Regions from separate parts of the Mus musculus genome. Here regions 1 and 2 are each linked to region 3. Evidence: chromatin loops called from intact Hi-C (ENCODE). Cell type or tissue: left cerebral cortex. All regions are shown on one strand. Links, peaks and the distances in the headings refer to the core of each region. The heading gives the core; the rest is flanking DNA.

Region 1 (8,649 bases), core at 355-8,354, 910 kb before region 3:
GAAATCATGGACAAGACAAGAATTCCCACTTTCCTCATTTATACTACTCAAAGTATTAGCTAGAACAATAAGACAATAAAAAGAGATCAAGGGGGTACAAATTGGTAAAGAAGAAATAAATGTATCACTACTTTCAGATGATATGATAGTATACATAAGTAACCACAAAAATTCTATCAGAGAACTTCTCCAGCTGATAAACAACTTTAGCAAAGTGGTTGGATATAAAATTAACTAAAATAAATCAGTAGCCTTCTTTTATACAAAGGATCAGCAGGCTGAGAAAGAAATTAGTGAAAGAATTCCCTTCACAAGAGCCACAAATAGTATAAAATATCTGGAGTAACTCCAACTAAACAAGTGAAAGACCTGTATGAAAATAGCTTCAAGTCCCTCAATAATGAAATCATAGAAGATCTCAGAAAATGGAGAGATCGGCCATGCTCATGGATTGGCAGAATTCACATAGTAAAAATTGCCACCATATCCAAGACAATCTATAGATTCAATGCAATTCCCATCAAAATCCCAACATAATTCTTCAGAGACATAGAAAGGGCAATTCTCAAATTCATCTGGAAAGGCAAAAAACCCAGAATAGCGAAAACAATTCTTAACAATAAGAGAACAGCTGGGTTAATCACCATCCCTGACCTCAAGCTTAACTACAGATCAATGGTGAGAGAAAATGCATGATATTGGTACAGAGACATGCATGTTGATCAATGGAATTGAATTGAAGAACCAGAAATAAAAACACACACTGTCACTTGATTTTTGACAAAGAGGCTAAAAATATACAATGGAAAAAAAAGAAAGCATCTTCAATAAATGGTGCTGGTCTAACTGGCTGTCAGTATGTAGAAGAATGAAAATAGTCCCATATTTGCCACCTTGTACAAAGCTCAAGTTCAAGTGGATCAAGGACATCAATATAAAACCAGTGACACTTAATCTAATAGAAAAGAAAGTGGGAAAGAGTCTTAAATTTATTGGCACATGGGGCAATTTCCTAAACAGAACTCCGATGGCTCATGCTCTAAGCATGATAATTGATAAATGAGACCTCATAAAACTGGAAAGCTTCTGTATGGCAAAAGTCATAGTAGATAAGACAAATCGGCAACCTACAGATTGGAGAAAAAGAATCTTCACTAATCCCACATCTGATAGAGGGACAACCATTATAATATATTTTAATGTAAAATATATAAAGAACTCAAGAAATTAATCACCAAACAACCAAATAACCCAATACAAAAATGAGGTATAGAACTAAACTGAGATTTTACAACTGAGGAATCACGAATGACTGAGAAGCACTTAAAGAAATGGTCAAAGTCCTCAGTCATCAGAGAAACGCAAATCAAAACAACCCTGAGATTCCACCTTACACTAGTCAGAATGGCTAAGATGGAAACCTCAGGTGACAACATATGTTGGAGAGGATGTGGAGAAAGAGTAACATTTCTCCATTGCTGGTTGGATTACAAACTGATACAACCACTCTGGAGATCAATCTGGAGGTTCCTTAGAAAACTGGAAATAGATCTACCTGAAGACCCAGCTGTAGCACTCTTAGGAATATACCCAAAAGATGCCCCACCATTGCACAGGGGCACATGTTCCATTATGTTCATAGTGGCCTTATTTGTGATAGCCAGAAGCTGGAAACAATCTAGATGTCCCATGACAGAAGAATGGATACATATAATGTGGTTCATTTACACAATGGAATAATCTGCACCTATTAAGAACAAGGACATACTGACTTTTGGAGGCAAATGGATGGAACTAGAAAATGTCATCCTGAGTGACTTAACTCAGACCCAAAAGGACATGCATTGTATGTACTAACTAATAAGTGGCTATTAGAAAAAATAAACAAAACAAAAAAACCCAAAAGAAACACACAGAATACACAAGATACAATTCACAGAATTCAAACAGCTCAACAACCTGAAGTGCCCAAGGGAGGACTCCCAAGTCCCACTTGGGAGAGAGAAGAAACAATTACAAGTGTGTGTGTGTGTGTGGGGGGGGATTTGGGAGGGAAAGAGAAATAGGGTGGGGATCAGTGGTGGGGAAAGAGGAACCTAGTTTGGTATTAGGTGAGGGAAAAGGACTGAAGCCCTGAGGGCCAGCAGAAAGAAAGAAAGTAAACAGGCAACCTCAGGAAATAGAAAGTTGGGAGTACCTCCCAGAATGCACCAAAGTCCTTGGAGGTGAGAGACTCACAGAATTCACAGGAAGGGACCTTTGATGAAATGCCAGACAGTAGGGAGAAGGAATATATAGAGCCCATCTCCAGAAGGAAGACAGGACATCAAGTGAGAGATGGGGTTGTCATCCCACAGTCACAACTCTGACCCATAATTGTTTCTGTCTGAAAGAATTACATGGATGGAAATGGAGGGGAACCTGAGGAAAAGGAGGTCCAGTGACAGGCCCAACGTGGGATCCAGCTCAAGGGGTTGTTGTCCCAAGGCCTGACACTATTACTGAGGCTATGGAGTGCTCATAAAAAGGGATCTATCATGACTGCCCTCTGAAAGACCCAACAAGCAGCCGAACGAGTCAGATTCAGAATTTGCACCCAACCAATGGACAGAAGCAGCTGACCCCTGTTGTTGAATTAGGGAAGGCTGAAAGAACCATGTGTCCATTATGCTAGGCATTAGAATTAAAGTAAATCTGAGGATGTGCTTGGATCCAATGGAAGGTTTTCGAAATGAAAGTATTCTACCACCTGCAGGTTTTAGTGTCTGGAGACTTGGGAAGGGATCTTGGAGCCAATTCCAGTGGATCCAGAGGAACAGCTGTACTCAAACAGCTAGAGATAAGGATTTGTTGATATTGCGTCCCACTCGACCGGCAAGAAAGAAGCAACAAACTGGAATCTTCTGCGGCAAAAGCTTTATTGCTTACTTCTTCAGGAGCAAGAGAGAGAATGGCAAAACCCCGTCCCTTTTAAGGAGAATTATCCTCCACTTAGGACGTGTCGCTCCCTGATTGGCTGCAGCCCATTGGCCGAGTTGTCGTCACAGGGAAGGCAGAGCACATGGAGTGAAGAACTACCCCTGGCACATGCGCAGATTATTTGTTTACTACTTAGAACAGAGGATGTCAGCACCATCTTGTAACGGCGAATGTGAGGGCGGCTCCCCACATGTTGATATTGGCAGACTCATGAGAATTATGTCTCTACATATTGCAAAATGAGAATAGCTAATGGAAATGGTGTGATGTGACTTTCCTCTTATTCTAAAGAAGGAAAAGAAAGCAAAGAAAATGTTTACCACAAAGACTTAAGAGTGCTATTATAGATGAAAGAAGAAAACAGCACTGATGTAGTTCCCACATGGGAGATCAGGAATGAGTGGCTGAAAAATGAAGGCACAGGACAGCTTTCTGAATATATTTTTGTATCTTTTAAAACTGAAGCTCTTAATTTTTATTTCCATTTTTATTACATATCACAACCAACATCGTTAAAGTCAGGATCAAACAACAATGGTGACATTCACTTGTGATGTCCAATTATTAATGACTTCACAGTTTTCAGATCTGAGCTTTCCAAGTGCTAATGCAAACAGAATCACAAAATCTAAATTCACTTTTTTCCCAAAGGAAACAGAATTTTTTTGCCACGAAAAGCTAATGAAAAACTTTTCAGTTTATTAACAAAACTGAAAGTTATTCTTAGATATATACCAAATGAAATATCAAATATTATTATAAATGACATAAATAGGAGATTCATCATGTTGTTTTGTATGGTTGTAGTCTAATAGAAACTAGATAATTATAAAGGAGATTAAAATAATGTAATCAACATATATGATCCCTAGAATCTGATCTTGATCCAGGACCTGAATACTAACAATGAAAGAATTGTGAAGTGAAAGTATGTTACCTAAAATAAGACAATAATAAGATCAGTAATATGGTAGGAACAAAGATAAGCACTAGTATTACATCAACCTCAAAGAGGTTCATGGAGTGTGAGAAAAGACAAATACACATGCTTTTAATAGAATTCAATTCATTTGACAATGCAATAAGTATAGAAATCTCTAGAGACACTGTGGACGTATAAGATTCTAGTTTGGCAGAGAGAGGAAGAAGGTAGAGTATATAGGATATGAAATGTGAAAGAAGAAATTAAGGAAAAGGTCAGTGTCTCTGAAAAAGTGCAGGTGGAAGCTGTGTGTGTGTGTGTTTTCAAAGAAAATATGAAAGTGATTATATCCATCTCTCTCAAGGAGTAGATATTAGTTGAAACATGTGACATAAACATTCAATTTATGCAAGTTACATGTTGAGTATATCTGTTTAAATGGTTCTGCTTATTAATGGAAGTTAAAATGATTTGGAAAAAGCAGCAAAAACCACTGTATTTCCAGCTCTTGTGGGATACAGGTTGACTTAGAGAGCATGGCTTTGAGCATAGAGGTTCTGTCACCTGAAATAAGAATTGGGACTTGTGTGTGTGAAACTAAAACTCTGAGATTTCCCTAGAATACTCTGTTGGCATCCCCACCTTAGGCTATCACTTCTATGTTTACATTCTATCTCTGTGATAACATGAATACTTTGTGTATACTCAGTACTGACTGCATTTTACTGCTCTCTTTCTCTCTTCTGCAGACCTATATTCACCATGTATGGAAATTATAATTATTAATCATACCTTTGTAAGACGGTAATTTCTCATATTGATGGAGTGTATCAAAGTTACATAATTGTAAATTTAAAAATGTAAAATGAGATGAAGTAAAATCTGACATTTAGAAGCTTAACTACCATGCCTGAGGAAAATGTCATGCATTTTTTTCCTTTGTACAGTAGATGTCGCCAAAAAATTGCAGTTGCTGGATAACAGTAACTCTTAGTCCAAAAAAGTGTTTATACTCTGTATATCATTTCAACCTAGCTGAGAAAATATTTCTAACTGGAAAGTATGCTTTTTGTGTGGGTTGTGTCTCATGGGTTCACTTATCTTTTAATTATATATCTTGAAGTCCTTGAAAAGACAATAGATTTTTATTCATTTTAAGTATCCTATTGTTTTCTTTCACACCTTGCAATTCCATTATGTAAAACAAGACAAAACAAAACAAAAAACAGAAAACAAAACAAAGAATGTATCAACCCCCAAAAGAAGCAAACAAAATACAGTAGGCAGGTACTGGAAAAAAAACCCCACATCATTCTTTATAGGTTAATCAGCTAATTTTTGTGAACCTGATATTCTCAGACAAAATCTGTTATAAAAAGATATTGCACTTTGATACAAATAATCATGCTTTTCTATTTAACAGGGGCAAATGACTCTTCATACACTATCCTTCCTTCCTTCCTTCCTTCCTTCCTTCCTTCCTTCCTTCCTTCCTTCCTTCCTTCCTTCCTTCCTTCCTTCCTTCCTTCCTGCTTGCCTGCCTGCCTGCCTGCCTGCCAGCCTGCCTGCCTGCCTGCCTGCCTGAGTATGAAATGCTGTTACTTGAGTAAAACCTGTCAGATTTCATGTGTCTGGAGTGTTGCCCAGGTATTTTTAATAATTAAAGGGTATTGTTTTAAACATATTATAGTGCAAATTTGGCTCAAGAATGTATCCTATCTAGAGATTAGTACATATCAGTAGAAATGTAAACAATTAAAATCTAGACAGCATTATAAAAATTTAATTTTGAATCCTCCTTGCTACAGATTTTTTTGGGAGGGTAAAAGTTGTAGAGAAGGAAGTAAAAGAGTAGATTGGTCAGATTTCTACTAGAATTAAAAAAAAATAGCATGTGAAAAAGTGTTCCTATTCAAGTTTTTTTCTTTTTTCATATTCGCTGCAATGCTATTGTTTACAGAAAGTTGTTTTCATTTAATATTTCTCACATGATGCTATAGAATACTCATAAATAACTTTAATTACTTTCTGCTAATACACTATCTCTTTATAGACTATATTTAATCGGTTCTCCTTGCTAGGTAGCTATGGTATTTTCCTATAATAAATAATTCTACAATGCTTAGAAACAATCATTTCTTTAAATAATCCTTAGAAAAATGTTCTTAAGTGTCAGTACTTTGTTAGGTGTAAGACCATTTGACATGAATTTTGGAGCACATGGTAAAATTTTTTACAAAAGTTATTAGCTATTGTCACATTACCAGCATATTTTTTATTTGTATACTTTAAACATTCTTTTAAATTTTGATTACTAAATAAATAACCAATTAATTACCAGTTCTATAGTTTTCAAGTTTTTTTTTTACTGATTTTTCTTATGAATGCTTACATTTTTTTTAGTATAATTTTTTCCTCCATTTCATTAGCTTGCTTTCTTTGATTAGGTTTACATAGTATTAAGAAAGAATAAACTTCTGCTTAAAAAATTTTGTTTGTCTTTTCTTTTGTTATATGGATTTTCTCCTTTTTATCAAGATTATAAGTGATCCCAAGTTCCTGTAAGGTCTCTGTAAATTAGTTTCTACAATTCTTCCTGACTTCCAAACAGTAGGTAACTTGCCTATTTAGCTATTAATCATTGGCTTTGTTGGAAAAGCATATGATGAAAGGATCTTTAATATATTTTATTAACTTTGAAACAGTTCCTGCAATTATAAAATTATTTAGTGTCTTTACTGATTTAATTGGGAGGAATTAAAATAACTGGAAATAAAATATAATTTTGAAGTGCTGTACAGCTCTGTGAATTTTATAGTTTTTCCTTCTGCAACTTGACAGTATTTAACTATAAATATGAAGAACAGTGTCTAAAGTTCACCCTTCCCAAGGTAACAACATGAAATATGACTTCGTGGAGATAGCCCTTGGTCTTAATCAAAGAGACAACTTTTGATGCTTTTTTAAAAATTTAACTGAGTATTTTTATTCTTTCTCTCTTTTATTTACATTGGTATTCTGCCTCCATGTATGTTTGTGGGAGGGTTTCAAATCCCTTGGGACTGGAATTATATACAGTTGTGAACTGCATGTGGGTGCTGGGATTTGAATCCCTGTAGTTTGGAAGAGCAGTTCGTGCTCTTACTCTACTGCTGAGTCATCTCTCCAACCTTAATGGTGTTCATGTTTGTGTTTCACAACATAGATTCAAATCCAGAGCTTTGCATATGGGATTCAAAGGCTCTAACATTAAGCCACATCTTCTGTCCTTTAACATGAGCAACAAGTTGTGCTTGAAGTGTTAATATTTATTTTCACATAATTTTGTTTTTGTCACCAACGGATTGAAGACAATAGTTCTGTGAATTTGTATAGACAGCTAGTTTTAATCTTCATTTTATGTTGAAAAGAATAATGCCATTTCTTACTTTGTGTAAGAATTTGAGAAGAAGAATGATCATTAAACTCTTAAGTATGATGTTGCCAGTATGTCATTCAGAAATCACCTTAGGGAGTGCATTTTGTAGATATGGCTGTATCTCTTCCAAATCCCCCACTTGCATCAACATCTCCAGTTTGGCTGTTCCCTTACAGGAGTGAACTAGAATTTGTGTCTTCACTCATTCTGACCTACTTCAGTTTATTCTTGGGCTTCTTTAGAACATCTTCTAATATCTAAAACAAGAGGTAAGAGAACACAGCCTGTGTGTGGTAGCCATGTCTTAAATTTACTTGCAAACTGGTATCCACAGAGAACAAAGCAAAATACATGTAAGCTGTGATAGAAACAGAGCATCTCTGTGAGGAGTCAGTGAGGATTATGTCCATACCGATTAGAAGTGCTGTATTTCCCTTTTTGTAAACCTTACGACTATATTAGCTGGATTTATGGTCATCATTCATTCATGGAGAGTAAATGAGTGTCGTGTCCTTTAATTTTAAAAGCTGATTTAAAAAAAATCCATATGATTGATATTTGGCTTAATTAATTTAATTAACAAAACAATTGAAAAGAATTAAGATGTTCAATTTTATATGTATAGATGAGCCAATCTCAATGTCACAATGTAAACTGAGGATCTTCTGTCAAGGCACACAGATTCAAGAGACTTCTTTGAGACAGAGAGAAAAATAGAAAAAAGTCTTCTATCATATATTCTAGATGTGGGAGTTGGGTAGAGCCTATAAACAGGAAAGCATGGTGGACAGACACATGGAGAAATGGTAGCATTCTGAGATCAGTTTAATATGGGTTACATAGGATACCATAGTAAAAGTTATATTCTTTAAAAAGATGCTGAAAGATTTACTTCTTTGCTTTTATAAGTGAAATCATGAGTGGGGTAAAGGCATTGGAAACACAGAGTCCCAGCATAGGGACTCTCATTTCTCATGTCACAGGGAGCAACAGCTCAAGTGATCCACAGCTGGATAGAGACTATGACGTTTCCTATCACAGTGATCAAGAACACAGATGACCCACAGCTGAATAAAAGCCTCCTCTTTTGGATAGGGATGAAGTGCACAGAGTCATTGTATTAACTTTCAATCCCACCAGCAATGCAGGAGTGTTCCTCTTTCTCCACTTTCTTGCAAGCATTCGCTGTCACCTGAATTTTTCATCTTAGCCATTCTGACTGGTGTGAAGTGAAATCTCAGGGTTGTTTTGATTTGCATTTCCCTGATGACTAAGGATGTTGAACATTTCTTTAGGTGTTTCTCAGACATTCCAGTTTCTTCAGTTGAGA
Region 2 (8,649 bases), core at 411-8,410, 890 kb before region 3:
GTTTGGAGCTGAGATGAAAGGATGGACCATGTAGAGACTGCCATATCCAGGGATCCACCCCATAATCAGCTTCCAAATGCTGACACCATTGCATACACTAGCAAGATTTTACTGAAAGGACCCAGATGTAGCTGTCTCTTGTGAGACTATGCCGGGGCCCAGCAAACACAGAAGTGGATGCTCACAGTCAGCTAATGGATGGATCATAGGGCTCCCAATGGAGGAGCTAGACAAAGTAGCCAAGGAGCTAAAGGGATCTGCAACCCTATAGGTGGAACAACATTATGAGCTAACCAGTACCCCGGAGCTCTTGACTCTAGCTGCATATATATCAAAAGATGGCCTAGTCGGCCATCACTGGAAAGAGAGGCCCATTGGACTTGCAAACTTTATATGCCCCAGTACAGGGGAATACCAGGGCCAAAAAGGGGGAGTGGGTGGGCAGGGGAGTGGGGGTGGGTGGATATGGGGGACTTTTGGTATAGCATTGGAAATGTAAATGAGTTAAATACCTAATAAAAAATGGAAAAAAAAAAAAAGAATAGTTTTCACTCTCCTGGGTTTTTTATTATTCCAAATGAATTTGAGAATTGCTCCTTCTAAATATATGAAGAATTAAGTTGGAATTTTGATAGGGATTACATTGAATCTCTATATTGTTTTTGGCAAGATGGCCATTTTATCTATATTAAACTTGCCAATTCATGAGAATGGAAAATCTTTCCACCTTCTGAGGCCTTCTTCCATTTCTTTCTTCAGAGATTTGAAGTTCTTGTCATATAGATATTTCACTTCATTGGTTAGAGTCACACCAAGATACTTTATATTGTTTGTGAATATTGTGAAGGGTGGCATTTCCCTAATTTCTTTCTCAGCCTGTTTATCCTTTGAGTATACTAAGGCTACTGATTTGTTTGAGTTAATTTTATATCTGGCCAATTTGCTGAATTTGTTTATCAGCTGTAGGAGTTCTCTCATGGGGTTTTAGCAGTTCCTCAAAAAATTTGACATAGAACTACCTGAGGATCCAGCTACACCACTCCTGATCATATACTCAAAAGATGCTCTAATATGTAATAAGGTCACATGTTCCGCTATGTTGTTAGCAGTCATATTTATAATAGACAAAAGCTGGAAACAACCCAGATGTTCCTCAACAGAGGAATGGATTCAGAAAATGTAGTACATTTACACAATTGAATACTACTCAGTTATTAAAAACAATGACTTCATGAAATTCGGAGGCAAATGGATGGAACTTGGGAATATCATCCTGAGTTAGGTGACTCAGTCACAAAGGAACAAACACTGTATATACTCACTATAGATATCAGCCCAAAATTTCAGGACACCCAAGATTTAATTCACAGACATTATGAAGTCTAAGAAGAAGGAAGGCTAAAGTGTAGATGCTTCAGTTCTTTTTAGAAGGATGAACAAAACACTCACAGGAGGAAATATGGACACAAAGTGTGGAGCAGAGAGCAAAGGAAAGGCTATATATGGGATGGAACACCAGGTGGGGCAGTTTCTAGATGGCCTTTCCATTATAATTTTTACCTATTATCTAACCCTGTATTCCTTCAAACAACTGGACAGAGTAAATTACACCTTTCCCCTATTTAAAAAAAAATAAGGAACTTATTTTGCTTTGTTAACTGTTTAAATATGAACAAATTTTCTTTTTCTCATTTTTCATGGCTCTATTCGCTTTCTAGTTGACAATCTATTTCCCGTGTTGATTTTTTTATTTTTGTTTTGTTTTTTGAGACAGGATTTCTCTGTGTAGCTCTGGCTGCCCTGCAATTCACTCTGTAGACCAGGCTGGCCTTGAACTCAGAAATCTGCCTACCCCTGCCTTCCAAGTGCCTGGATTAAAGGTGTGTTCCACCACTGCCCAGCTATAGTCTATTTCCTACTTATACTGCTTAAGAATTTCCTGTACTGTTGACTACAGTTCAAATATCTTTTTCTTTCTTTTTTCCATAGATGATTATATTGAAGCCATATTCACCTTTAGTGGAGAACTGAACATCTCTGCTGAGTTATGATGGTTAATTTTAGATGTTGGCTTCCCTAGATAACAAGATGTGCAGATAGATAGTAAAAATGCAGTGCACAGCTCTTATTCCTGGGATAGATTTAGGATCCTACAGCCCATTCATTCCTACCTCCCAGACTTACTCTTTATTACTCTGCAGTACTATTTACTACTCTCCTTTTATTCCCCTGAAATTCTGCCTCTTGTTCCTAATTAGTTCTTTCCTTCTTAACTACTCAACCTTCCCTTCTAGCCAATCGTTATTCCTTTATGTCAGTAACTGATATACAGAAACACTTTCTACCAGGAACTCCCAGGGGCCATATTGGGCTGGGATTCGGGTAGGTGATTTTCACTATGCTTCCTCACCCCCATCTAAATCTCTCCAGGCTTATTTTAGTTCTTCAGCAACCTGCCAATAGGAGCCTCTCCTCCCACCCTACCTCTATTATCTGGAGATGCCTTCCCTGGGTGCAGACCCAGACATCACACCCCACCCCCAGCTCTTTCCCACTGCTTCTCACAGGCTTTACTTTCAGCTCATTTGCTATTCCTTTGAATACCTACCTACACAGAAAAGCACTCTTGACCCCACAGTAACAATGTTTTGTCTAGGATCCAGAGTGGGAAACAACAACCAAAGAATGTAACACTTACCCAACGGTGATGATATCCAAAATTTATTTCAAGGAACACCACAAATATCCTAATTCTAGATGCCTAGATTCCAGTGCAAGCACAAAAACATGAACATCTAAAAGAAAATGCCTTCCTAGAAGCCAGTCATCCTAATGAAATCAGCTTTGAGAAATGGAATTTAGCTGAAGTACAAAATGGGACTTCAAAATAGAATTATAAATATATTCAAGAACCTTAAAGCATATGAATAAATGCCTTAAGGAGGAACATGAAAAGACAAGCAAATAGTTTAATAACATAATAAAATAGTGGAAGACATGAAAGAAATAGAATCTCTCTCTCTCTCTCTCTCTCTCTCTCTCTCACACACACACACACACACACACACACACACACACATACACAAAAACAAAAAAAAAAGCAACTGAATATTAAAAAACTTAGAAGAAACCACAGAAGTATCTTTGCTAATAAATTACAAACATGGAATACAGAATTTAAGCTCTTGAAGAAAATGTAGATGAAAGTTATCTTAGTCACTGTTTTATTGTGAGGAGACTCCTGGCTAACTCTTTTAACAGAAAACATTTAATCAGGGCCTTACTTACAGTTTCAGAAGTTTATCCCACTATAATAATGCCAGGAGGCATGCCATGAGTAAGCCAGCTGGTAGGTAAACATGGTGCTAGAGAGAGGGTTAGGATCTTTATTCTGACTCTTAAGATTGATAGGGAAACTCTTGGTTTATCATGGGATTTTGAAACCTCAAAGCTCAACACCAGTGACTCACTTTTCCAACAACTTTTCCCTTGAAATGCCATTCCCTTGTAGCTAAACATTCAAATATATTATATGCATATTGGAGCCATTCTTATTCAAACCTCCATAAGAGTGATAGCACAGTCAACGAAAATGCTATATCAAAACTTTTAAGCACACAAAATTGAGGAAGTCTGGGACAAAATGAAAAGACTGGATGGAGGAAAAAGAATATAACTAGGTCAAAGGCAGAAAAAACAAACAAACAAACAAACCATTTCTAGTAAATTAGAACTCAAATTTTCCAGTCTGAAGAATATACAAAGTGACAAAGAGCATGCAGGAAAAACAAACAGATAGGACCAGAAAAGAATTGTCCCAAGACTTGCAATAATCAAAACAGAAAATGTACAGAAAAAATTGGAAGGATAGTAAAATCTATAATGGAAAAAGACTAAGAAACATATAAAGGCAATATCATTAGAAAAACAGCAGATCACAGATGCCAGCCCATATTATTATACCTAGCTAAACTATCAATACCAGTGAATGGGGCAGGGTGGGGGGAAGAAAGCCAATTCACATTCCATAATAAAATCATTTTAAGCAATTTCTATCTACCAATCCAGCTTTACAGAATGCACTAGAAGGAAAACTTCAGTTTAAAGAGATTAACAACACCAAAGAACACATAAAGAATAAATAACCTCAGAACAGAAAATTAAAAGCAAGGAAAAAATCCGTACCACTAAACCATATGACAGTAATTAATAAATACTTGTCTTTTTAAATCTCAACATTATTGGTCTCCATTATTCAACCAAAAGACACAGAACAATATATTGGATCAGAATCCAGGATCCATCTTTGGGCTACATACAACAAAACCACCCCAACATCAAGAATAGGTGTTATTTCAGGATTAAAACTGCAGAAAAATCTATTTCACCCAAATTGATCCAAGTGGCAAGCAGGTGTAGCTTATCTTATAAAATAGACTTCAGAATAAAACTAACCAGAGGAGAAATGTTCAGATATTACATATTCATCAAAAAATATTCAACCAAGAGGGCATTGTAATTCTAAATATCTATGCGTCCAAGTTCATAAAAAGAACATTACTACAACTAAAATCACATACTGAGCATCACAGAGTGTTAGTAATTCTAATGCCCCATTCTCATCAAAAGACCAGACAGAAAAACCAAAATAAACACAAATTATAAAGTTAAATAAAACCATAAATTAAATGGACCTAGCAGACACTTACAGACTATCCCACCCAAACACATGTGCACACACGAGCACACACACACACACACACACACACACTCACAATCACACACTAGATATAGACATATTAAAATAACACTCTGCCTCCAATCTGGTCTTCTTTGATTAAACTTGGATATTAGAAATGGCAGGAAGCATACAATTTCATGGAAACTGACCAACTCACTACAGAATGAAAAGTGAGTCAAAACAGGAATCAAGAAGATGACCCAGAGAGTTGGGGCCAAGTGTCTTGTAAACTTCAACACTTGTATAGGCTGGCTCTGCCCCTTGCTGGGGCAGAGCTGTGCTGGAGAGCTGTCCCTGGTGAGCTGAATGCAGGAGACATGGTGGGCTAACCAACTTGGTTACTATCCAGGCCCAAATCCAGGGCTTTGAGTTGGCTCATCCCAACATCTAACCCCATCATTGAACTGCTGCAGTATGTGAAGAGGCCAGTCCTGGTCAACCAGCATCTCCCTGGCACAGGGAAAAAGAGTATATCTGAGAGGAGTACCTCTCAGTGAGGATCCATTGTAGATAATGTAGGAATATTTGAGGCCCTTAAACCAGAGCAATGACTCACTGAAATTATTTGCCAGATTCCATGTCAAGATTTTTAAAATTTTGGGGGGATGGGGAGTTGTAATGGCAGAAAGCAGATATGGAGGGCTGGGATGTTTGCTGAATTGTGGTACATAATGCATAATTCACAAAAAATAAAATAAAAAAAATTTAAGAAAAAAACAAAAAAATGTTTAGAATTAAATTAAAATAGAATCACATGTCCTTTCTATGAGACATAATGAAGGCAGTTAAAAAAGGCAAGTTCATAACATTAAGTGAAGACATCAGAGAACTTGAAGAGATCTCTTATTACTAACTTAACAGCACATCTATACACATTAAAAAACAAGAAGAAAATATGTTCAAAATGGGTTATTCTAAAGGGAATAAAAAATAGTGTATAAAGTTCCAAATATGTGTTATTAAATCATAGGAACATAGATTCAAGTGTCCATGATGAAAGAAAAGTTCTATTCTGGAAATTACACATAAATAGTCCCAAAACTAAAGGAAGTCACAAATCACTGGGCTTCCTAATACACTAGTTAGGTCAACAGGAGGATAGTGGGACAAACAGGCAACAGGCTTCAGATCATTCTTAGCTTTGCCTCAGTGGAAATTAGTGTGCTGCTAAGAACACATTCCAGATGCTTAATTTGTTCGTCATTAAAGGCTATAGATTGGGTTAGGTAAGGGAACTTAAAGAGAGCCTAAGGTAATTTTAACTCTGTACTTGCATCTCCAGAGTCCTTCACAATCATGGCATTTGAATCACTGTATATTCAGAATCTTCAACATGGAGTTGCTTTTTCAGAGAATTTCAGTCCACACTGGACAAACATCATTTCCAGGTGCATATGTTAAAATATTTCTGAAGATTGAGATCTGAACTGATGGACTGGGAGATCTGATAATCCTTCCTGTATAGCACAGCATTTAAATAAAACAAAACAGTTAAAAAATTTGAATTCATTCTATGAAGGCTTGAGGTTGGAATTGCTATCTTATGCTCAACTATTTTTTTTGCTGTCAGACCCAGACCAGAAGCTATAATTAGTTTTCTAAACTTTATCACTCCCAAAACAATAGAACTAACTTTTATGGCACTCTACACCATATGATTTCTAACCCTTTGTTTTTTGAGTGATTTGCTACAGTATGATAAATCACGATATGTTGTTCCATTTCTTTAAGGAACAGTGATGTACTGGTTAGAATTATTTGTTTTTGTTTTTGTTTGTTTGTTTTTGTTTGTCTTTTGTTATATTTTGTCCCGTCCAGCCGGACCCAATTATTCGTGGGTGCGAGGGGGACTGCAAACCTGAAGAGAAATGAGCGGAAGGGAAAGAAGCAGAGACCAAGGAGGATTCCTGTCAAGGTCTCAGTTTATTAAGCTGAAACGCCAGGTTTTAAGCACACAGTGAGGGAAATAGTGAGGGGTTGATGGGGAATTAACAAAGAACAAAGAAGTGGGCATCTGGGGACATGAAGGCCGAATTCAGACTGCAGGCAGAGGCACTCTGAGTCTTATCTCCAGAATGTAGATTCTTCTTTAACAGCTTTGGGTGTCATGCTGGGCTCAGCACATAACTCAGGTCCTGAGAAGATTTGGGAGTCAGGAAGAGATAAGGAAGAGGGGACTATAATTCAGCTTTTTGCAGCCTCAGGTGCCAGGAAGGGAATAGGGAGGAGGAGGTGATGACTGGCCCCTTAGCACAAGGCCATTTGGCTTGTTAGGGTGGGAAGCTGCGAAAGGCTTACTTTTCATGGTAAGGTCTCTGACATTATTTTAGTTTAGTTTTTTTTTTTTTTTTTTTTTTTTTTTTTGGTCAATTTGACAGACGCTAGAGTAGTCTCTGAAGAAGGAACCTCAATTGAGAAAATGTGTCCTCTAGATTGGCCTATAGTATGTCTCTGGAAGAATTTTCTTGATTACTGGTCTAGTAGCAGGGCTCAGCCACTGTGCTGGTACCACCAATGAGTAGGTGGTTCTGGGTTGTATAAGAAAATAGGTGTAGCAAAGCATGAAAGAGTCAATAAGAACATGGCTCAATGGCTTCTGCTTCTGCTCCTGTCTTTGCTTCCCTCAATGATGTGCTTAAGCTATAAGCCAAAAAAAAAAAAAAAAAAAAAAAAACCAACCAACTAACCAACCAACCAAGTAAACAAACAAAAAAATGGAAACAACCTATTTCCTCTCCAATGCTTTGTTTTTAAATCTTTGAGTTTATCACAGAAATAAAAAGCAAATTAAACACCTAATTAATACTAATGCCTCTGAATTATAAAGTAAAAATAAAAGCTTTTTCTCCCATTTTAATTGTCATTGAAACAACTTTTACTGATCTGTTCTTTGCATGCAGCTTTTCATAGAATGTCTACCAAAATGACTAATGACGTGTATTTTACAAGCAAACAGGCACCAAAGGAAGATTTTGTGGGGAAGATGACATTAACTTAAGTCTCCAAAAAACTTTCTGTAAAAGAAATTTATATTTCCAGATAGAGCACTTCTCCTGATGACTTGTGTGGGGTTTTGATATATAACAAAGTGAGGGAGATTAAGACTAATGTTAGTTTGAGAAAACCTTGGTCAGTTGAATTAATGGGTATGGTTTTGGTCATCTCCAGAAATTCTCCAGATAAGGAAGAGCATGTCTCTGACATCTCATAGTGATAACATATGAGCTTCCATTGTATGCCCAGCTTGCAATCCCACCAACAATGGAGGAATATCCATCTTTCTCCACATCCCAGCCAGCATCTGCTGTCACCTGAATTTTTGATTCTAGACATTCTGACTGGTGTGAGGTGGAATCTCAGGGTTGTTTTGATTTATATTTACCTGATGATTAAGAATGTTGAAATTTTTTTCAGTCATACAGTATTTCTCAGTTGTGAATTCTTTCTTTAGCTCTGTACCCCTTTTTTAATAGGGTTATTTTGGAAATTTTATGTCAGCTGCCATTCTTTTTATTTAACTAAAAGGAGTAATTGAAATCTAATCTTGTGATTATATAGGGAAAAGACCATAAAAGATGTTTTTTATTATGTCTATTCTTCCTACCCCTGAGTAACCACAACTCTGTGCTTTACTCAGTATTGATATTTATCCTAATTCATTTAAGCTTTATGCACAAATTGAGGCTCACTTAGCAACTCAGAACCTCTCTGAGTCTCCCCCTTACAAGATGGTCTTGGAATGATTGTTATCAGGGCCACAGGCATTCTTTGTGGTCCACTATGATTGCATATCATTCAAAACTTCTGTTTCAGTTGCACAAATATTTAATATTATTAATTTTAAATATTTAGGGTATAAAGTTATTTTGAATGCAACTCACTAAAAAACTAAAATAATGCCCAACAAC
Region 3 (8,649 bases), core at 165-8,164:
AGCCCTTGGGAAGATGGTTTTTTGATATCCCAGTAGGATCAAGGTCTTAATGTCTTCTACATGGCTGTGTGCCCATATCAACAATACACATTTACTCTGGGACTTTGTCACTCAGAGCTTTCTCCACTCTACAATGACTTCACTGTCTCACATCACAAGTGTTTTTATATAATATTGCATTTGCTGCACAAAGTTTATAAATATATTTGAATTATAAATATACATGAAGCAAATGTTTTTACATATGTTAATAAAAGGCGCAAAGACCAGTGTGGAAAAGAACAGTAGAAGCATTCAAATTGATTTGTGTTATAAGCAGAAGAGAAACAAAGAACAGGATTTCCTATGTACTTTGCCAGTTCTCTCTATGGACAATGCTCTTTATTCTCAGTCAGCCTGCTGTGACCTTTGACATTTGCTGTACTAATGGAACATTTGTCATAACAATGGGACACAGTGTTTGTTGTTTTGCTTGGTTATAAGGAAGTTTATGACATTATTCTTTTCTGAATGAAGCTTATGGGATGATGAGCATTTCCTACCCCAAATATTTATGGGAATATTTAATAATAGTTTGATTTTAGAATTCATACTGAGTCCTATTTAATTATTTTAATATATTTTCCAACCTATGTGAAAGATAAGTTTCACATTACATGTAACAAAATTTTTGTAGCAAACACTTATGTGTGTTCTAGGTTGGCAGGTGAATCATATTTACCATCTCTCTATTGTCATAAGTAGGTGTGCTAGGTCATGCCTCATGTAAGTTTTACCTTAATTTTCACAGAGGTCCTATTTCATGGTCACTACACATTTTTCACATACAAGTCTAAAAGAGGAACGCTAGTTTCTTTCATAAATTAATTGAATGTTCCTTTAGCTAGATATTTAATGAGACTAACCTGGAAGTTAGATCTCCATTTGCAAAGAAGCTAGAAACAGTTTTATCCATTCCAGATATTGTAGTGTTCTTCAGATAAGATAGTGTAAAAGTCACTGACCAATAATGAAACGCTGAAAATTTTATAATTATAATTCTTGTAGGCCACAATGTTACATGTTTTTCAATGTGATATTTAACTAAATTCTGAAGGAAACAGGGGCATCAAACTGTTATTTTGAAAATTCATTGATATTCTAAAGAAAGCAGATGTATCACTAACACTTCATATCTTTAATGTTCCACCTCCACTTTATAAAAGACACAGTCACATGAGTTTAAGAAGCTAAATAAATATTAAGCTTTCCTTTTAAGCCTTTAAACCTTTATCAGTGTGTTAACTGATGTTAAGATTCCAAGATTTTACAGTTTAGAAATTATCCCATGTAAAGTATACCTAGAAAAGCAACTTTGCAACTCTGAATGTCTCTAATTATTGGTAGAAGCAAATGTTCACATATTACAAGTACCTATACACTTAATTTTTAATAATATTTAATGTTTAATAGTATTCACTCTAGTCTTTCTGACTTACAATTTTAGAACACATACTGTTTTCTATTTAAGAACTATGAGACTTGAAAAAAATAAAAAGCAGGTTCTGGGTCTCTAGGGAATTAATGTACCTTTTGGTTTTCATAGAGCTGAGGTATAGCAATGTGAAACAGCCATACAAATGGGTATTGGAAATACCAAATACAGTTACAGAAATCAACTGATACTGTAAAAACTGATATATATATATATATATATATATATATATATATATATATATATATATATATTCAGTAAAAAATATCTATTCATTAAATATAGCAAGATGGAGAAGGAGAATTTAGTATTTATTAGAAGCCTGGGTATCATTATGAACACAGCATAAACAATAAGCCATCTGGCTTTATAAGCTTAGGAGAAGGTCGGTATATGGCAGGATGAGACACAAGGGACTAAGGAGACGCTAATAATGTGCAGATTCCATGGACAGAGAATGAGGAGTTAAATCATATATTGAACATGGAAGGTTCTTGCTAATAACATTTCTAAGGACTGTGTCTAAACTAGGGGATGTAGAACAAATCATGGAGGTCACAGGTCAAGTCCTAGATGAAATATGGGATCCTAGGGACATGAGGGACATTGCAAAAGTTATACTCAAGGAACATGTCTTGTCACTAAAACCCAGTACATACTTGTGCCACATACAGAATTGTTATTGGAACAAATACCCATGTGAAACTTGATTTGATTTAAGAGATAAGAGGTAAGGACATCATTACGATCACCTTTCTTACTATCAATATGTGGCATAGCTGCTGTCTCCTGTTCCTCACTTCCTACTGGATTTCACCTGGATCTTTAAATGATCAGCATGAGTCATACTGAATATCCAATCGAATTGATAACATTTTCATCCTGCTCCTCCTTTTCTTCTTACTCCTCCTCGTCCTCCTCCTCTGCCTCCTCTTGCTCCTCCTCTGTATCCTCCTCCTCCTTTTCTCTGTCCCCCTTCTTCCTCTCTCCTTCCTCCTTTTTCTTATTCATCCTCATCTTCATTTCTTATTACTCCCTCTACCTTCCTTTCCCTCCTTTTTCTATTCATAATTCTATGTTTGTTTTGTCTTAAAGCTTCCAACTTTAAAGGTGAAAAACTAAAAGTTTACACCCCTTATTTCCAGATTTTTAATAAATCCACAACTCTATATGTTTTCATTTAGGACAGTCAAAATGCTATTGCTGAGGGTATTTTCCATTAAGCATTCCAAATTTTCGAATAGTATAATAAACACAAAGCAATATTGGCAGATTTGCAGTCTTGTGGTTCCAATTTTTTAATTAGATTTAAAACATCAATGAATGCACGTTGTTACATTTAGTTTTAATTTCTTTTTTAATTTATCCCACTGCTACTTGAGATTCTTTCATATTCATGCTTGTGTTTTTCTTTTTGTAATAAGGACTTCCCACCTTTGAACAAGCATTTGGAAGGGAGATTTAAAAACCATTTTCCCCAGTGGGATGGTGAATAGATTTTTCCAGGTTCTAGTAAATTTATCTATTGTTTACAGATTTATAGGGAATGAGATTACCATGCATTGCAATCCTCTTAATATTATAGTTTCTTAGGCATCCAGCAGAAATCCTTTCCTGACTTAGGAATGATCAATTACCAGTAAGATTATGTAGAAGTGGGGTTTAGGAGGAATCACTTTTGAGCTTATTGAATTTAATGATTTCATGCACAAATGGCTAAACCTTATATTTTAAGGTGCATGCATATATTAATCTCAGATTAATTCAGAATTGCTTTCTGAAATTTTATTGAATTATTGAAAATTATCTGTACAATATAATATTTTTTTTTGTTTTTTCGACACAGAGTTTCTCTGTATAGCCCTGACTGTCCTGGAACTCACTTTGTAGATCAGGCTGACCTCGAACTCAGAAATCTACCTGCCTCTGCCTCCCAAGTGCTAGTATTAAAGGCATGTGCCACCACGCCCAGCAACAATATAAATTTTTAAGGAAGGAAGGATTTCATGATTTCAGAGGAGTGAGTTCGTTTTTGTCACACCTTTATTTCTAACAAAAAGACAAGTTTTCAAATCTGTGTTCAGAATTTGCTTTCCTGATAAGCTTCCAATCTCATCACTTTATGGGATTTCTGGCTCCTGCCACAAGTCATCATTTGATTTGCTGCTTCGAGAGTTTCATTGTATATATTTTTTGAGTCCTAGAAAATACTTATTTCCTTGAATATGATTTATTTCATTATTAATACATACTTAAAGTTTCTACTATATTGCGATTTTCTATTTCCTTTTGTGTTGTTTTAAAACACACATTAATGATGAATACCTGGTGATTCTACCTTTCATCAGAGGCACAAAGATGATTTTACTTTCGGGAATACTGATCATTTTAGTGGGATTGCCCTTTACTTTTTCTATTACCATAGTGTTGACAGATTTTTGGTTAAGGAATGTCTGTTTCATAACATGCTATACTCAGAATCCAGGCCAATTGTTCTTTATTAAAAACATTTCCAACTGAACATCCTGTCCCTAGCATGAAACAGCTGAGAACTCCAAGAGACAAAGAACAATGTGTTGCTTTTGTCTTACTGTTTGCTTTGTGCTTGTTGCTGCTCATTAACATTCAGCAAACATTATGGTGCTTCCATTATTTCAGATAACAAATCAATTCACTTGTTTTCTTAAGCTCATGTTTTGGATATCCTTCATTCTAGGTATTATTGCTTTAACCTAAAGCACTAAGAGATTCTTTGTATATTCTGGTAGGCACCACAGTATTCTTGTTGGACCAGAAATTAAATTACTGGCTATGTATCAAGATTCATTCCTTTTAAATAACAGAACACAGGACATTATTGCACTGAATAGTGATTATAAATAGAGGTCTAAACACAGTGGCCAATTTAAAGGAAGCCAAAAACATTTTAAAATGACAAACGAACAAATGAACAAATAATATAAGATCTTTTAAGTACCTCAAAAATAATCCTTCTACAAACATATGCTCATTAAAGAGAAAACAAACATGGAAATTTTTCTTAGTGGGTAACTGATATATTCACATGTATAGAAAGACATGTTGCCATCAAATTATATACATAAAACAAAGAGCTTTTTGAATGCTTAGTCACAAGAATACCACATGCCTTCTCTCTGAAGTTTTGTGTTATAATGTTGGTACAATTTCCTAGTTCATCTTATAGGATAAATGCTGACAGTGCTATTCATGATAGCCTCTAAATTCATTTCTGATTGTTGCAAGTACAAATAATGATGCAGATTGTTAGTAATTCTAGGAAAAAATGGGATTTACTATTTAAAGAAATGAACTACACTGGGCACTAAAATCTCACTGGGGACAAAAAATGAAATGAAAGAATTAAAAACAGAAACAAAATCCAAAAATCATGTTCTTGCTACTGTCCCTGCAAGTGGTTTTCAAACCAACTGCACACGATAATCACCTGAGAATAACAAAACAAATTCCTGGCTGAGTCTCAATTTTTATGGCAGGTCCAGGAATTTGAATATTTTATCTACCTTTGAGTTATATAGATTCTGCATCATAGATCAACCAATTTGTAATTCCAGTGCATTTTTAAAAAATCTTAATAATTGTGTTAACAATTGGGTCCTGGGGTTAAATCCAATGTTTATTGATCAGCTATAGTACAGAGATATTTACAGTTTATAAAGGAAGCCCTCAGAACCTCATTTTTCTGATGATATTGTATTCCAAGCTGCTGTAACCACTTACGATGCAGATAAAGGTATAGCAGCAGGCATGCCAACACTTCTCTTCCAAGTGGCACTTCTCTATGGAAAGCACCAGTCACTTCTTTTCTCTTACAGGGTCACCCTGAGCTTCCTCATCCTCTGAGCTCAGGTCACACTAAGCTATCCAGACCCTTTATTCTTTAACATTTAGCTCTTGCAATCCATTGGTTCTTTGAAGTTCCTGCTCTCTAGGATTTGTGTACCCTCAGTGCATTGTCATAATAATTATGTGAGTGTTACAAAATCCTTAATATATTCATATCTATGTTTTCAATGATATTCAAACTTTATTGAAATTTCCAAATCAAACTAGATGAAATCTTTATTTTCAGTGTTCACCTCATTTTCTTAACACTGTGTACCTTTAAATCTTTAAGACTAATTGATAAAGCATAGAAATATACAGTATGGAAATAATATACTGTGAAACATTTTATTTCAAAGAAAAATAAAATGTGTCATGGACTCACTGATGATTTCGTTCATGTGTAAAAATAATTTATTCATGGCATATCTTCCTGGTAATTAGCATGAATAATTCAAGGAGGCTATGTTCCATCTCACTGCGACAGAGATGCTTACATAAAGTTTTTTCAGTGTTCTAAGCTATTATTAGAGAGAAACACAAACAGATAATCCAAAATCACTTACATTCATGCTTAGAATATAGTTTATTATTTTCCTTGGAATTATTGTGGCCAATGTCTAGGAATTCCAAACACTTCATATAAAAGATTGAAGCTACATCTTCAAGTGTAATTCTCCTGAAGACATTCTTCTGTGTAGCTTTTTCATGTACTCCCCATATGAGCTGAATTCCCAAGCATGTAAAAAGCAAAGAAAAGCAAAAAAAGCATAAAGGAAAAATGTTTGATACCTGTGCCATAGTAGGCATTTTAATCTACAATTGCCTCCCTTATGAAGTAAAATGTGTTGTTCTCTTATGTCTGTCTATACTATATAAAGAATATTCTGCTTTTGTTAATTCAGCAAAATAGACTGTGGTGTATAGAGGGCCTCCACTCAACTTAAGCATCAGAGGTGCCTTACAAGGGCCATGGAACAGGTTTCTATTTCCCCATTACACATGGTTATCAATTTATATTGAGTTTTTTTTTTTCAGAAAGAAATTTGCAAGACTACCTAAGAATTAGGGATGCCTAAGAAATGTTTTTGCTGAACATAAGTGGTCATACTTTAAAAAATAAACTGTGAGATTTTACACCCTACATTAGAAATAGGTGTCATGTGTTCTATCATAATTACACAAATATTGTCAGTCATATACATATTTATAAATTCATATATAAACACACAAATGTATACACACATATATACATATTTATATATATTTAAATATATACAAATTTATATATATTTCATTGTTATACTTTTCTGCCTCTTTTTGACAGTGTTTCCTTAACACTGATGAAGTTTCAGTAAAGGCAAAACTGACATCTTAGATCTGACTCTCATTGTGGACATAGTTGGTTATATCTCTAGTGATGACTCCCCACCTCTACCCCAACCCCACATTAAACAGAGCCCTGGGGATGTGTGGGCAGAAGCCAACTAGCCATCTCATATTCTTTTTCTGACAATGGTAGTTTCAGAAACAGGAATTTGACACAAATTTCTCCAGGTAGAACTTCAGGCTGGTTTTGTGGATGACATGAAAAGGACGAATTATCCTAGCTGGAGCCGGACGTCTTCTTGTGTCAATGAGAAAATATGTTACTGAGATAAAGCTGGTATTATCCTGGTGATATAATTTAGTCAGCAGATCAGACCATACTTGAAGTCTACTCTCATCTAAGCTCTATCTACATTAACTAATGAATTATCTTCATTTCATGATAGAATTAATACTAGAATTTTGTGTATGTCTGTGTGTCTATGTGTGTGGTATGATGTGTGTGTGCATGAGTCTCTGTAAGTGGTTGGTTTGTGTTAATCTGCATGTGTGTGTGTGTGTGGTCTGTGTTTCTGTGTATGAGTATACATATGTATATGTGCTACTGTATTTGTTTGTAGTATTATTATATGGTTGTGTGTGTGTGTGGTCTGTGTGTCTGTTTATGTGTATACATATATATATATATATATATATATATATATATATATATGTGCTATTGTATTTGTTTGTAGTATTATGACGTGGTGTGTGTGTGTATGTGTCTGTACAATGTGTGTGTTTTTTGTATAATGTGTGTAATATACACTGTGGTGGTGGGGTAAGATGTATTGTGGTATATGGGGAAGTGATATGTGTGTTGTTTAGGATGTGTATGGAGGTGGTGTATTTCAGGATGGTGTATGTGTAATACTATGGTGTGGGGCGGGTGTATGGATAGTGTGGGACATATGAATTGGTGTGATATATATGTGATGTAGGGTGTGTTTAAGGTGTATGGAGGGGTCTGGTATGTGTGTGTCTATTTATATCTGTATGATTTGATGCCTACACAGTCATGATTGCCTGTGTCTGAAATTTTTTTCAAGTAAACAAATATATAGCTATTCCCCATATGTGCCAGAAAAATAACAGCAAAAACTACAACCCTAGGATGAAACATGAAGCATTTCCATGTGGTAGCAGAATCAATCTGAACCACTCCTTCCTTCCAGGTGAAATATGAAATGAGGAAGAATTACATACACAGACTGGGACTTCCTGGGAAGAGGTAGGGGCTACCTAGACATAAGAAATTTCTGATAATGTAGAAGCATTACAGAAAAATGGCTGCTTTCTTGGATGATATTTTTCAAATAATCTAGTCTACTCTTTTCTTATGTAGTCAGTGAACTTGAGTGAGGGGGTGGCATTCACACCACTGACTTATCTCACCATCATGCCATTCTGTCTACCGAGAAAAATTACACAAACAGATGACTGGCTGGGTGAAGGGTGAAATAATGTTCCCTCCCTTGTCCTTGCCTCTAAGTTCCATTGTCTCCTTGAATTTAATCAGTGTTCTCATTGTAGACAGCCTTGACCTTATGACTTGCTGAGGTATGTGTAAGGAGATATGAAGAACACTGAGACATGGCTGTCAGGGCTATGTGTAAACTACATTTCGATTGCTGTGATAAAATAACATAAAGCAGGAAACCTAGAAAGGAAGGGTTTACTTGTATCTTACAGTGTCAGAGGGTCAAGAATTCACCACTTTTCATCTGATATCTCAGTCTGGTATCTCAAGTTGAAGATGCTGACAATTATTGGCTTCTTGGTCCTCTGATGAAAAATCCATTAATCTTGCAATCTGCTTGAAGCAGAACTATAGTTACATTTAACATGGATGGTAAAATATATTTGTTGTAGGAAGTCATTGACCCATTGGCTCTTTGTTACTTCAACAAAGGTAATCCAAAGTCAGAAAATCATGAGTGAAT

The links. A loop is a pair of places that touch in the nucleus more often than their neighbours do. Peaks named below come from ENCODE experiments on the same cell type or tissue, not always from the same donor. Only the 100,000 strongest peaks of a DNase experiment are listed, where the experiment ranks them.
Region 1: a loop joins it to region 3, with 5 times the contacts of the local background. A loop is called at or near these places in 3 of 42 quality-filtered maps.
Region 2: a loop joins it to region 3, with 5 times the contacts of the local background. A loop is called at or near these places in 10 of 42 quality-filtered maps.

Annotation. Positions count from the first base shown.
Region 1 is chr6:59,532,371-59,541,019 of GRCm38, forward strand. No RefSeq gene overlaps it. Among named protein-coding and RNA genes, the nearest start is that of Gprin3, 110 kb to the left of the region's middle. In left cerebral cortex, for the core only: a CTCF peak has its summit at 4,860 (motif pointing right); a DNase peak (open chromatin) is centred at 4,865.
Region 2 is chr6:59,547,305-59,555,953 of GRCm38, forward strand. No RefSeq gene overlaps it. Among named protein-coding and RNA genes, the nearest start is that of Gprin3, 130 kb to the left of the region's middle. In left cerebral cortex, for the core only: no CTCF peak of the experiment used is centred there; no DNase peak of the experiment used is centred there.
Region 3 is chr6:60,441,764-60,450,412 of GRCm38, forward strand. It overlaps Gm38823 (a long non-coding RNA gene), which reads left to right. Exons shown (of 3, transcript XR_869140.1): 3 at 7,882-7,922. Among named protein-coding and RNA genes, the nearest start is that of Gm38823, 35 kb to the left of the region's middle. In left cerebral cortex, for the core only: no CTCF peak of the experiment used is centred there; a DNase peak (open chromatin) is centred at 4,067.